Regions from separate parts of the Homo sapiens genome. Here all the other regions are linked to region 2. The links are chromatin loops, found by intact Hi-C in ENCODE. Cell type or tissue: heart right ventricle. All regions are shown on one strand. Links, peaks and the distances in the headings refer to the core of each region. The heading gives the core; the rest is flanking DNA.

Evidence for each region. Hi-C counts contacts between places; a loop is a spot of excess contacts. Peaks named below come from ENCODE experiments on the same cell type or tissue, not always from the same donor. Only the 100,000 strongest peaks of a DNase experiment are listed, where the experiment ranks them.
Region 1: a loop joins it to region 2, with 2.0 times the contacts of the local background. A loop is called at or near these places in 5 of 110 quality-filtered maps.
Region 3: it touches region 2 in a loop (15-fold over the local background); 76 of 110 quality-filtered maps call a loop at or near these places.

What each region holds. Positions count from the first base shown.
Region 1 is chr1:22,807,597-22,810,096 of GRCh38, forward strand. The region is part of intron 3 of EPHB2 (EPH receptor B2); the gene reads left to right. Among named protein-coding and RNA genes, the nearest start is that of MIR4253, 54 kb to the right of the region's middle. RefSeq lists an enhancer at 2,185-2,500. In heart right ventricle, for the core only: no CTCF peak of the experiment used is centred there; a DNase peak (open chromatin) is centred at 1,435; H3K27ac peaks cover 898 bases.
Region 2 is chr1:22,888,111-22,890,610 of GRCh38, forward strand. The region is part of intron 6 of EPHB2 (EPH receptor B2); the gene reads left to right. It overlaps LOC124903874 (a long non-coding RNA gene), which reads right to left and starts at 1,450. Exons shown (of 3, transcript XR_007065534.1): 1 at 1,397-1,450. RefSeq lists a silencer at 1,402-1,607. In heart right ventricle, for the core only: a CTCF peak has its summit at 1,302; no DNase peak of the experiment used is centred there; H3K27me3 peaks cover 1,399 bases.
Region 3 is chr1:22,699,858-22,708,227 of GRCh38, forward strand. No RefSeq gene overlaps it. Among named protein-coding and RNA genes, the nearest start is that of EPHB2, 6.8 kb to the right of the region's middle. In heart right ventricle, for the core only: a CTCF peak has its summit at 4,775 (motif pointing right); a DNase peak (open chromatin) is centred at 4,804.

The DNA.
Region 1 (2,500 bases), core at 1-2,500, 81 kb before region 2:
GTCACAGCCACATCCATGCCCTCCAGATGCTCCCAGTAAAGGGAAGATGCCACCAACAGACCCTTACACAGTGGCAGTGCCCTACAATGGTGGAGGGCTCTACAGAATTCCCGGACAGCACAGAGGAGGGAGTGACTTTGCAGGGAGAGGTGGAACATTTGAGCTGGTTCTCAAAAGGTGAATGGTTCTCAAAGAGGACAGTGGGGCAAAAGTATTCTAGCCAAAGGCCAGGGGCATAAAAGAAAAGCAAATTCTGGCCAGGCACAGTGGCTCATGACTGTAATCCCAGCACTTTAGGAGGCCGAGGCAGGCGGATTAGCTGAGGTCAGGAGTTTGATACCAGCCTGGCCAACATGGTGAAACCCTGTCTCTACTAAAAATGCAAAAATTAGCTGGGCATGGTGGCGTATGCCTGTGGTCCCAGCCACTTGGGAGGCTGAGGCAGGAGAATTGCTTGAGCCTGGGAGACGGAGGTTGCAGTGAGCCGAGATGGTGCCACTGCACTCCAGCCTGGCCGGCAGAGCAAGACTGTCACAAAAAAAAAAGAAAAAGAAAAAGAAAAGAAAAGCAAATTCCAGGAAAGGTGAGCAGTTCAGGCAGGAGGGGTATCACTGGGCCCATTGTGGATGAGGGGACTGAGGTTCCCCAAACCTGAATGCGGTGCTGCACCCACCCCATTTCTCAGCTCCTGCAGGAAACCATGACTGTGCTCACTCTCCTTTGAATCCCAGGACCTCAGCCAGTGCCTGGCACAGAGCAAGGGTTGGGGACATATCTGCTGAGTAAATAAAATGTCCCAATGATGGCAAGTGAGAGGCCCACAAGCTACCTGTCTCCCTTCCCGGGCACAGGGCAGACATACCAAATTAACCACGGCCCTCTTCCACCCAGTCCAGAAGGGGCCCGAGGCCAACTCCTGGGAGCTGGTGAGTGTGGTGAAACTGACGTGTCACCGCAGAGTCAAGTCCAATGCTCACATTTTGCAGATGAGAACATCCAAATAGTATGCTTCTGAATGGGGAGGAAGAGATAATAAGATTAATAGCTTAACATTTACTGAGTGATATTTATATACCAGGCACAGTTCTAAGCTCTTAATGTATATTTAATTCCCGTAACACCCTTATGACACGGGTATTAATCTTCATCTTCTCATTTTACAACGAGAAAAGCTGAGGCACAAAGCAGTTAAGTAACTTACCCAACACCACACATCAGTACGGGATGTGCAGGGCCAAGATTCAAACCCAAGGAACCTCACTCCAGAGTCATGCTCTCAACCACTATGCCATATGTCCTGTCCTCCATCGTCATGGGACCTCGTGGCCCCCAGAGCTGGCCACCCTGCGGGCTGCTGGGCATCCTGCCTTGCTATAAGGCCTTGGCTTCTCCCACTCCAGTGGAGAACAGACAGCTGAGTCAGAGCTGGTGGGGCCGGGCCAGGCCTGGGATCCATCTGCCTTTCAGCAGCCTCTGGGCCCATTTCCTCGGGCCCAGACAGCTTCCCGGCGGTGCCTCTGCAGGCCCTTTTAAGTCCCCTGGCACCCTCAGCCCCACTTCCTGTGACCCCTGGCCCTGGCCTGACCCACTCCGCTCAGTTTCCCAAGATGAGTTGCAGAAGCTGCAGGGTCTGTGCAGAGAAGGGAAAATTAACGAGCTGCTCCCCGGCAATTGGCAGTTTCCAGGCACCAGCTGGCCTGGAGTATTTACTCGGCACCCTCAGAGCAAGACAATTAAGTGGAGCTTAGGTTGGGGTGCAGAGATGTCTACAGATCAGACAGAAACCTTCCTAAGATGTTTTTCCAAGAGATCAGTGCCTAAGAACAAGTTTCCAGGGAAATACAGTCTTTATTCATCCTTATTAGTATCTGATATATTAATATACATAACGTATATGTTATATACATACTCATTTAATTATTTAGCATTCACTGTGTGCCAGGATCCTTGTTGAATCCTCACCATCTCTCTGCAAGGTAGACATCATTATCCCCATTTTACAGATGAGGAAACTGACTCCCAGCAAGGTTAGGAGGCATCTGCCAGGTCACACAGGAGAGCCAGGATTTGAACCCAGGACTGTCTAACTCTAAGCTTCTGCTTCTTGCATAGAACAGACCTCCCTCTTGGTCTCTGGTTGATTGTATGTAGCACTGTATTAGGCACCAAGACTGCGCGAGGAGCAAGAGAAAACCCAGTGTGTGCTGTGGACTTATGTGGTGCTCCACAGCAGGCACAGAGAAGAATAAGAGCATGAGACCCCTTCCCTGCTCTGAGAAGTATCATTTTGAAGATATATGTTGGCCAATATGTGAGCCCAAGGTCTGGTCAGCTTGACTGGTTCTGAAGGTAGGGTAGGGCTTCACTTAGGAAACAAACCTTGTGCTGGGCTTTGAAGGTTGAATAGGAGTCTGCCTGGTGGAGATGGGTCAAAGGGCATTCCAGGTGGAGAATTCAGCATGGACATTATAGTGCTTTGCGTGCTAGGGAAGTGACCCGG
Region 2 (2,500 bases), core at 1-2,500:
AGCTCACTGCAACCTCCGTCTCCCGGGTTCAAGTGATTCTCCAGCCTCAGTCTCCCAAGTAGCTGGGATTACAGGCATGTGCCACCACGCTCGGCTAATTTTTTGTATTTTTAGTAGAGATGGGGTTTCACCATGTTGGTCAGGCTGTTCTCGAACTCCTGACCTCAGGTGATCCAGCCCTCGGCCTCACAAAGTGCTGGGATTACAGGCATGAGCCACTGCGCCTGGCCTCTATAATGGTTTTGATGATAACAGTGATGGTGGGAGCCAACATTTATTAAGTCTTTTTATGTGCTAGAGACTGTGCTAAAAAGCTTTACCTGTATTTTCCTTTTAAATCTCCAAAACCACCTTTTATGGTACCTACTTGCATTAACCCACTTTAGAGATGAGAAAACTGAGGCCTGGAAGGCTTAAGACATGCACCCAATGCCTCACTGGCCCTAAGCTACCAGGTAAGTGCTCAGACTAAGGACTAGTGGATTTCATACTGAATCTCTTCCCATCGTCCCTTGGTGCTTAATCACTGTTCAGATAAAGGTACCCCAGGGAGAGGAGAGACCGAAGGGAATTGGCGTCTCTCGGGCATCTCCAATGTGCCAGGCACTACCTGATCAAATTTTATCTTCACAACAGCCCTGAGAGCTTGGCATTTATTGTTCCATTTATTTGGAATAGAAAACAGGGGCTCAGGGAAGTGAAGGGTCTTTCCCAAGGTCACAGTGCAATCAAGTGAAAAAACAAGGATATGAAGCAGCTTCCAGCTGGGTACAGTGACTCATGTCTGTAATCCCAGCACTTTGGGAAGCTGAGACGGGTGGATCATTTGAGTCCAGGAGCTCCAGACCAGCCTGGGTAACATGATGAAACCCTGTCTCTACCAAAAATACAAAAATTAGCCGGGTGTGATGGTATGTGCCTGTAGTCCTAGCTACTAGGGAGGCTGAGGTGGGAGGATCGCTTGTGTCTGGGAGGTCGAGGCTGCAATGGGCCATAATCGCGCCACTGCACTCCAGCCTGGGTCACAGAGCAACACCCTGTCTCAAAAATATAGTCAGACAGAGAGAGACAAAAATGAAAAATGAAACAGCTTCCAATCCCTTGCCCAGCTTTAATGAAGGGAGCTGCTCAGGTTGGTTCCTCACTCTCATGAGGCACCTATGGAACCAGCAGCCGCCTCTCATCTCCCTCACATAATCAGGGGCTTAAAACCTCCAACATCTCTAAGTGGGCACCCACCCAGTTTACAGAATCTAACCTGTTTTCAAGTCTGAGCAGAGCCCATGTTGTACAGTGGCACTTAGTGTCCATGTCTGGTACTGCATCCCAGGTTTTGTAGATTTTTGAATACCAGTTTAATGTTCATTCATTATGTCAATAATTAGTGAACACTTACTGTGTGGCAAACCTGGGGGGATCCAGAGATGAGCAAGACATGGTCCCTGGCCTCAGGAAATCCACATCCTTAAAGAAGATGGACAGGTATATTAGGACAATAGGTGGGAGGGGAGACAATTTGGACCCACAACCCCTGGCTGGGACATCTGGGAAGTCTCCCCAGCAGAGGTGGCACTTGCGCTGAGTCTTGAACGATGAGTAGGACACTGCAAGACAAGTGAGGAAAGGGTATTTCAGACAGGGGCAACAGTGCTTGCAAAAACTCAAGAGTGTCCATGGAAGGTAGAGTTGCTAGATAAAATAGAAGACACATGATTACATTTGAATTTTTTAAAAATAAATGTTTTAGTACAAATATGTCCCAAATATTGCACGGGGCGTACTTATACCAAAATGTATTTGTTGTTCATCTGAAATTTAAATTTGACTGAGCAGCATCCTATATTTGTGTTTGCTAAATCTGGCAGCTCTACCAAGGAAGGGGGAAAGAGTTAGGGATGGCAGGAACCTAGGAAACATTAGGGATGTTGCAGGAGAGACTGCAAAATGGTGGGTCATGAAGGGTCTGGAATGCCAGGCTAAGGAGTCGGCCTTCACCCTGTGGGCACTGGAGAAGGACTTTGTGTGAGGGACCCCAAACTTGGTACAGGGGAACAAACACAAGCCCTCCCTCATGGGCTTAGAGTTAAGGGGGCGAGAGGAGCCTCAGCTGGAAGTTGAGGGGGCATAGCAGAAACCCCCTCCTGTGGCACCCACAGCAAGTGCTCTGGGACTGAGAAGGAAGAGGTGCATCTGGCTGGGATGTCAAGGAGGCTTCCTGGAGGAGGAGGCAGATGATCTGGCTTGGCAAAAGAGACTTCCTCTCTGCTGCTGCCCCACCCAGCTATCCCTGCCTCCCCCTGTTATGGGGGTGGTAGAGACACATCTTCAAGTCAGCCCCCTTCATATCCCCTACATCCCAAGCTTTTTCTCCTCTCCTTTCCTCTGAACCTGCTGCCCCTTCTGCCAGGCATGCACATCTTTGTCTGGGTGGTTCCTGTTTGTTCTTTGAGATCCCATTCCAGTGACCCCCACTCACGAGGGAGCTTTCCTGACTTCACCT
Region 3 (8,370 bases), core at 3,473-5,972, 180 kb before region 2:
ACAATCCAATGCAGACCCAGCTTCCCTTTGTGATATTAATTAAGAGGAGGAAAATGTCCTGGACAAGAACTGGCTCCCGTTTTTCAACCATTGTCCCTTCATGCCACTCCCCACTGCTTCATCCCTCCCAAATGTGTCATGGGTATGGTGCAGAATCGGAATTCAGAAACAAAAGGTTTGACCCGCTACCCATGTGCCCCCCATTCCTGTGTCCCCCAGGGGCTGCCTGGGCCCCTGAAGCCAATGGAAGAAGGCCTGCCCCTGCTCAGAGGCCATGGACCGATGGGTGCTGAATGCTCAAATGTGTGATAAAATAGGCCATTTGCATTTAAATATTAACCCTAGAGGAAAATAATAGACTATTAGTTAATAAACGGAATTGACAAGCTGGCTGCATTCCAATTCCACCTCAGACAGTTGCAGTGCTCAGCTCGGCCCAGCTGTTGAGATGGTCCTAGAAAAACGGAAACCACCCGCCTTATCTCCTTGGACTCCCCTTGGGCTCCTTGTCCCAGACTTCCCAGTTGGAAATCTTAGGCCAACTGCCAATTCCACTCCATGAGCTGGAGAACATCTCACCATCATTGCCCACTAACTTGCTGTGTGACCTTGAGTTGGTTACTTTCCTTCTCTGAGACCTAGTTTCTTCATTTATAAAATGAGAGGGATGGAGAAGTTGATTCCAGGCTGGCTCTTCCAAATCTAAAGATTCTAGCGTTCTGGCCGTGTATGGTGGCTCATGTCTGTAATCCCAGCACTTTGAGGGGCTCAGGTGGGTGGATCATCTGAGGTCAGGAGTTCAAGACCAGCCTGGCCAACATGGTCAAACCCTGTCTCTACTAAAAATACCAAATTTAGCTGGGCATGGTGGCAGGCACCTGTAATCCCAGCTACTTGGGAGGCTGAGGCAGGAGAATCGCTTGAACACAGGAGGCAGAGGTCGCAGTGAGCCAAGATCACGCCACTGCACTCCAGCCTAGGTGACAAGACTGAAACTCCTTTAAAAAAAAAAAAATAGATGATAGCATTCTGTCATCATCAATATCAAGAACATGGGTTGAAAACTGACTATAGGCACAGTTCACCTCAACATTTTGAGGCCTATTTCCTGGGAACAGAGTCTATCCAAGGAACATCTGTGAAGGCTGAGAAGTTTAGGCTCACTACCCTCAAAGCTCCTTCTCCTTCCTTTATCTCAGTTCCCCTCCTGGACCCCAAATGCCTGTTCCCATCTGAATGCAGAGATAGAAAAGCACTGGGACATCTGAGTTCTACTCCTGACACTGCTCCAACCCACCATGAGACCCTGGCCAGGGCTCTACCCTCTCTTAGGAGACCCAAAGTCAGCAGGGCTTTGGACTGGCCAGGGGCCCAGGTGGTACTCCACCCACACTGGGCTGAGGTGCTGACTGGGCCAATCCCAGTCTCTCCTGAATGGCACAGAAAGAGTCAGGCAGACGAGGTGGGTACTGAGAGGGAGCAACCTGCCAAGAGAAGGAAGGTACAGAGTCTTTGTCAAGCATCCTAAGAGAATTTGGGGCAGTGAATAAGATGATGTTTGTAAAATGCTCAGCACTGCCCCTGGCACCAACTCGTTTTGTTTTGTTTTTGTTTGTTTGTTTGTTTTGAGACAGGGTCTTGCTCTGTTGCTCAGGCTGGAGTGTAGTGGTGCAATCATAACTCACTGCAGCCTCAACCTCCTGGGCTCAAGGGATTCTCTCACCTCACCCTCCCAAGTAGCTAGAACTACAGGTGTGCACTACCACGCCCCACTAATTTTTTTATTTTTATTTTTGTAGAGACAGGATCTTGCTATGTTGCCCAGGCTCATTTTGAACTCCCGGCCTCAAGTGATCCTCCCACCTTGGCCTCCCAAAGTGCTGGGATTACAGGTGTGAGCCACCACGCCCAGCCAGTAATTGTTATTATTATCATTATCTCAGTAGCTACAGATGCCTTTGATTCTCAATAACTACAAGTCCTATTCAGGCCCCCTAAGGCTTTTGCTGGGTTCCAATAAGTCCTGATCACAAAGTAGAGATTCCTGGGTTTTGATTGCCTTATGTGTCCTTCCAAAAACTCCTTAGTCAATTTCTTGCAATCCAGAGAATCATCATGGCTCACATGTCACTACCTCCTAGAAGCCTGCCTGCTTATCATCATGTCCTCTCCTCTCTGTCTGTCCAACCAACCAACCATCCATCCATCCATCCACGCGTCCATTTGGCAAACACTTCCAGAACGTCTTCTTTGCCTGGTCCTCTTTAAATGTGAATCAGCTAAAACCTTTCCAGAGAGCTTAGCTACACCCACACCCAGTTCCATGACTTTTTTCTTCTCACGTCCAGGGTCCTTAAAAAATGGGACCTGTGCCTTACCCTTCTGTATGTGTCCCCAACCCCAGTGCCCAGCCTAGTCTGGATCTTTTCTGTGATTGTACCCGGATAGGGGACAGCTGTCCTGGCCTTCAGAGCCTCCACACCCAGCTCACTCGCCCAGCTCCCCCACCCTGCTGCACCTCTGTTACCAGGAACCCATCAAAACAGCATTATCAAACTCCAGGAGAGACGCAGATTGGGAAACGGTCGGCCAGGGGAATAGCCATAAAATTCTGTGTGCTCCTGTGGGGCGCAAAGATCAAAGTATCCCATATCAGTCTCAGTATACAACCGTAACAACATAACAACCTTTTACCTGGATACGGCACTCCACAGTTGACAGAGGTGTTTCCCATCTCCTGGCTTCTTTCATCTTCCAACAGGGCCCCTGGCCACAAGGAAACTGAGGTTCAAGAAGTTACACAACCACCCAAAGCCACACAGAAAGTAAAGGGCTGAGTTGGGATTTCAACTCGTTTCTCCTGACATTAAATCCAGTGCCTTTGCAACCATATCATAGCTACAAGCTTCGGAAAGGCCTTAATCTGGGGAATTGGGAGACCTGGCTCCCAGCCCAGCATTCAGGAGTCTGTTGAGCGACCTTAGCTAAGTCACTTCCTCTCCTGCCTGCAGTTTCCTCCACTGTAAAGTGAAAGGGCTGCCAGGCTCACAAGGTTGTTGCAAGGATTAAAGCAGATGATGGGTGGGAACAGACTGTGGAAACAGGCTACCCACTGAAGCTAGACACCCACCCACCCACCAGGAGCCTCACCTACAAGCTAGACAAGCCAGGCCCTCCCAGCTCCCAGGAGGAAGTGAGTCTTTGGCTCCACGTGGTAATGGAGCTACTGGGAGCTACATGGCTCACAGCTACTGGGTAGCATTTTACCACTTATTTCCTATGCCAAGAAGGTTCTTTGTACTGGTGGGAGAGAAGTTTCCATTCATTCTAGCAAGCAATTAGTCAGTGCCCATGTGTCAGGCCCTTTGCTGGACTTGGATTCAGGGGTGAACAGAATGTAGTCTGCCCTAGGGCAGCTTCACGTATGGATGGGGCATGAACTCGCAGGGAAAGGAAATTGACATTTCACAGGTATTCTCTAATGCCAGGTATTTTCTGTTTGTCGTTGCATGCTATGCTCATCACGAACCTATAAGGATCTGGTCCACTTGACAAATAAGGAAATTTGAGGGCTGGGTGCAGTGGCTCATGCCTGTAATTCCAGCATTTTTGGAGGCTGAGGTGGGAGGATCGCTTGAGCCCTGAAGTTTGAGGCTGCAATGAGCTATGATCACGCCTCTGTACTCCAGCTTATGCAACAGAGTGAGACCTATCTCTAAAATAAAAAAAAAGAGAGAAAAAAACTGAGGCTTAACGAGGTTGAGTATTCTCCCTGCTCAAGATCATGCATGATTCTAACACATCCCTTCCCTAACTCCAAAGGCCACACTCTTTCTGCTCCTCAAGGCTACTTTGCAAGAACATAGGATGAAGGAAATTGAGGTGTGTGTCATCAGCAGGCTGGGGAGGTTTCCAGAAGGGGCATGGGTCTATGGAAGGATTCCTGAGGAGCTGGTCTGTGATGAGGTCTTTGGAGGATAAGCAGAATTCTGGAAGACAGGATGGGGAGAAATGTGGTCTAGCGTGAAGCTGAGCATGAGGAAAGAGTGGAGGTGAGAAAATGGAGGAGTTCCTGGAGACCTGAGGACAATGGTTTGGCTGGGGCAGAGGGTACCTGGAGGTGAACAGTGAGACAAGACTGGGAAGGTGGGCTGGGTCCCGTCCTTGAAGGGCCTCAAATGCCAGGCTAGGGAGTTTATATTTATTGCAGGGGGGAGTAGGGGGGCATTCAAGACTTGTGAGCAGGAAAGTGGCTCCAACAAAGGGGCTTAAGGGTTAAGAGCAGAGAACCAGAGAAACAGGATGAGATTTAATAAGATTCATCCTTGTACTTTGCACTTAATTTCCCTCTGACATTAAATAATTTAAAACACTGAACATGTACTGTGGACAAGGCCCCGTGCTTGTCCACATGGATTATCTCATTTCAGCCTCACAGCTCTAGGGGATAGGCACTATTATTAGTCCATGTTACAGATCAGGAGACTGAGACAGAAAAGTAGACTGGCCTGAGGACTCCGTGCTTATAAGAGGTGGTGCTGGATTTGCACCCAGGCAGTCCTCTCCCCAAGCTACGACCCTTTAGAATGACAGCAGGAGGGAAGCCCTTCTCCAGAATGAAAACTCAGATGACCCCTTCCCCAGAAGGCTGGTCATGAAGTGGGGTGCAGGGCCAGGGGTCAAAAGTGGAAACCCAGGACCCCTGCACCTCTTGCCTCTGGCCACCTCCCTGATGGTTCTCCTAGAGGGTGAATTCACTTCCAGGACCACCAGGTGGCAGTCAAGAGACTGGCTAATTGGAGCTGCAGCCCAGCCCAGCCTCCTCCAGCTCTGAGTCACAAAGACCCAGGGCTGACAGTGAGGAGTCAAGCAAAGGGTGGCTTTCAGGGAACTCTCCCCTCCTGGTTGCTTCTCTCCATTCTCCCTGCAGCCTCTGTGCTCAGAGGGGCATCCAAAGTGGAGCTGGGTTCGCAGGTACCTCCAGGAGAAGTGGGAAAGCAGGAGAGTTTCTGGTTTCACGGCCCATCACCCCCCTGGAATAGTATGCAGTGGTTAGCAATGATGTTTCCAGAGGGTTTTTAACAACCCAAGGGAATGCTCACTCCATGGTGCTGGGTGGGAAAAAATAGGACACAGCACCATACAGACAGCAAGATTATAGTTACATGCAAAATACTTGTGCCTTAAAAAAAAAGTACCTGGATGGAAACAGATCAAAATATTAGTAGTGGCTCTCAGGCTGTGGAGATTAGAGGTGGTTTTTGTTTTCTTTCTTATCTCTTCTATATCTTCTTTATTTTTAACAATAAGTATGTGTTTCTTTTATCATAAGGTAGAAAGAAAAGATTTCTTGAAAGTGGGAAGAAAGAGGATTAGCTATCAAGGCATTTTTTTATCTTTTAAATGTAACCTCCTCCAGGAAGCTTTCTCCCCTTCTCTAAGCAGAAGTAGTGACTCCCTCCTCTGTGCCCGCAGAAGGTTTGGACAACCTCTATTAAACAGCACTTTGAGTTCCTTAGGATAACTATTGCCGTCAGTGTCTATATCTGTGCTATCCAATAATGGTAGCCACTAGCCACCAGCCACACGTGTCTATTGAATACTTGAAATGTAGCTAGTGCAAGTTGAGCTATGCTGAAATATAAAATGCATGCTACATTGCAAAGGCTTCGTGTGAAAAAAGAATGTAAAATGGTTCATTCATTACATGCTGAAATGATAATATTTTGGATATATTGGGTTAATAAATATATTAAAATTAACTCCATCTATTTCTTTTTCTTTTTTTTAAATATGCCTACTAGAAATGGTTTAATTATATGTGGGGCTTAGATCATATTTCTATTGGACAGTGCTGGTTCATGAGCTTCATGAGGGTAGATCTGGGGCTCTCAACTCAGGCCCAGAAAGGGGAAGAGCCCTGTCTGAGGTCACACAGCCAACTGGTGACAGAACTAGAATTTGAGCCATGTCTCTGTACATTTATGCAGCCAATAGACACAGGAAAAAATGCTCATCATCACTGGCCATCAGAGAAATGCAAATCAAAACCACAATGAGATACCATCTATACCAGTTAGAATGGTGATCATTAAAAAGTCAGGAAACAACAGATGCTGGAGAGGATGTGGAGAAATAGGAACACTTTTACACCGTTGGTGGGACTGAAAACTAGTTCAACCATTGTGGAAGACAGTGTGGCGATTCCTCAAGGATCTAGAACTAGAAATACCATTTGACCCAGCGATCCCATTACTGGGTATATACCCAAAGGATTATAAATCGTGCTGCTATAAAGACACATGCACACATATGTTTATTGAGGCCCTATTCACAATAGCAAAGACTTGGAACCAACCCAAATGTCCATCAATGATAGACTGGATTAAGAAAATGTGGCACATAAACACCATGGAATACTATGCAGCCTTAAAAAAGGATGAGTTCATGTCCTTTATAGGGCCATGGATGAAGCTGGAAACCATCATTCTGAGCAAACTATCACAAGGGCAGAAAACCAAACACCGCATGTTCTCACTCATAGGTGGGAATGGAACAATGAGAACACTTGGACACAGGTGGGGAACATCACACGTCAGGGCCTGTTGTGGGGTGGGGGCAGTGGGGAGGGATAGCATTAGGAGAAATACCTAATGTAAATGACGAGTTAATGGGTGCAGCACACCAGCATGGCACATGTATACATATGTAACAAACCTGCACGTTGTGCACATGTATCCTAGAACTTAAAGCATAATAAAAAATATATATAGTAAAAAAAAAGAAATTCCCCCTGGCCTGGCACTGGCTGTAGGGATGGTTTGACCCACAAATGGCCATGTGACCCCATCAATCCTGCATCAGTCAGCAAAGCCACTGGGATGGGAGTCAGAGACTTGGGTACACCGAGAGGGGATGTCTATTCTATGTTTTCTCTGGGCTCTGCCACTCAGTGTAACATGTTTCCCCCCTTCAAGAGCCCCACTACCTTTCCCCTCAGGAAGAAGGAGCCTCAGGGAAAGCAAAGGGAGCCTAGAGCTCATTGGCATCCTCTGGTATGGCTGAGATCCTCACCAAGGTCCTGTTGCCCCCACTGAATCCACGACAAAGAGAGGGCTGAAAGTGGCCTCAGAGAAACCACCTTGGCCAATGCCCTCATTTGGCATTTGTGGCAAGTGGGGCCCAGAGACGGTGAGTACCCTGCCCAAGGTCACACAGTAAGTTAAGGGAGGGCTAGGGAGTTAAGGGAGTCAAGTTAAGGGAAGCAAGTTAAGAGAGCCCCTGGTGTCTCCATCTAGGGGCTCTAGAGGCCAGCCCAGCCCCACAGACCGGGAGGATGGTGGCATGGGTTAACACATGGGGTCCCCCAGGCCCTGCTCAGCCAAGTTCATGCTATTTCCTCTACCTCCAATCTATCCAGTCTCAACTTATAATCCTCCATGACTCCCCCATTGAGGTTAAACTACAATCCATATTCTCCCTCCCTGATGTAACCTCCTCCACGCTCCAGTTGATTGCCGTACTTCAGCTCCTATTCCCAGAGGGTACCCAGTGTGTTCCCACCTCAGGGCCTTTGCCTCTGCAGTTTCTTCCACCTGGAGCTCTCTTCCCACATGTTGGCATGGTAGACTCCTCGCTGTCCAGCTTTTAGCTGCCATGTTGCCTAAGAGGCCTTCCCTGATTCCCCTGGCCAGAGCAGCCCCCTGCCCTCCGTCAATCACTGCCCCATCACCCTGGTCATTATCTTTCTCGCACTTACCATTATCGTTATTAGCTTGTCCCTATATAGGTCTCTCTGCAGCAGAATATAGGCTCCCAGAGAGCAGGGCCTTGTCTGGCAGGTCCACAGCTGCGTCCCTGCCTCCTCAGTGCCTGGTATGCAGGAGGTGCCCAACTAATGTTTGTCAATCAACTCTGATTGAAAGAGACCTAGACAAGACAGGTCACTGAAGCCTCACTCCAGCTGCACCAAAAACAAACAAAAAACCCCAAACCTTCCACATGTCTTTGGGCAAGTGGCCCCTCTTTGGGCCCCAATTTCCCCGTCTGAAAAATGGCGTTCCCTGGCTGCCGGGCTGGCTCGCAGGATAGGCTGGTTGAATTAGCATGAGTCGAGTTGATGGGTGTGAACGCTGCTTTGTAAACTGTTAAAGCGTGATTGCAAATTCGAGTAGCTGTTGTCATTAGACAAATGAAGCTTAAACCGCCTCCTCCTCTGCTGAGGAGGGGATTGGGTCAGATGCTCCCTGGGGCCTCCTGCCCTGGCAGTGTACAGTATAGTTTTGCATCCAGGCACTGCCCTCATGGAGCTCACAGTCGGCTGGAGTTGTAGAGATAACGTGCAAATCAGAAACAATCCATCAGAGAAAC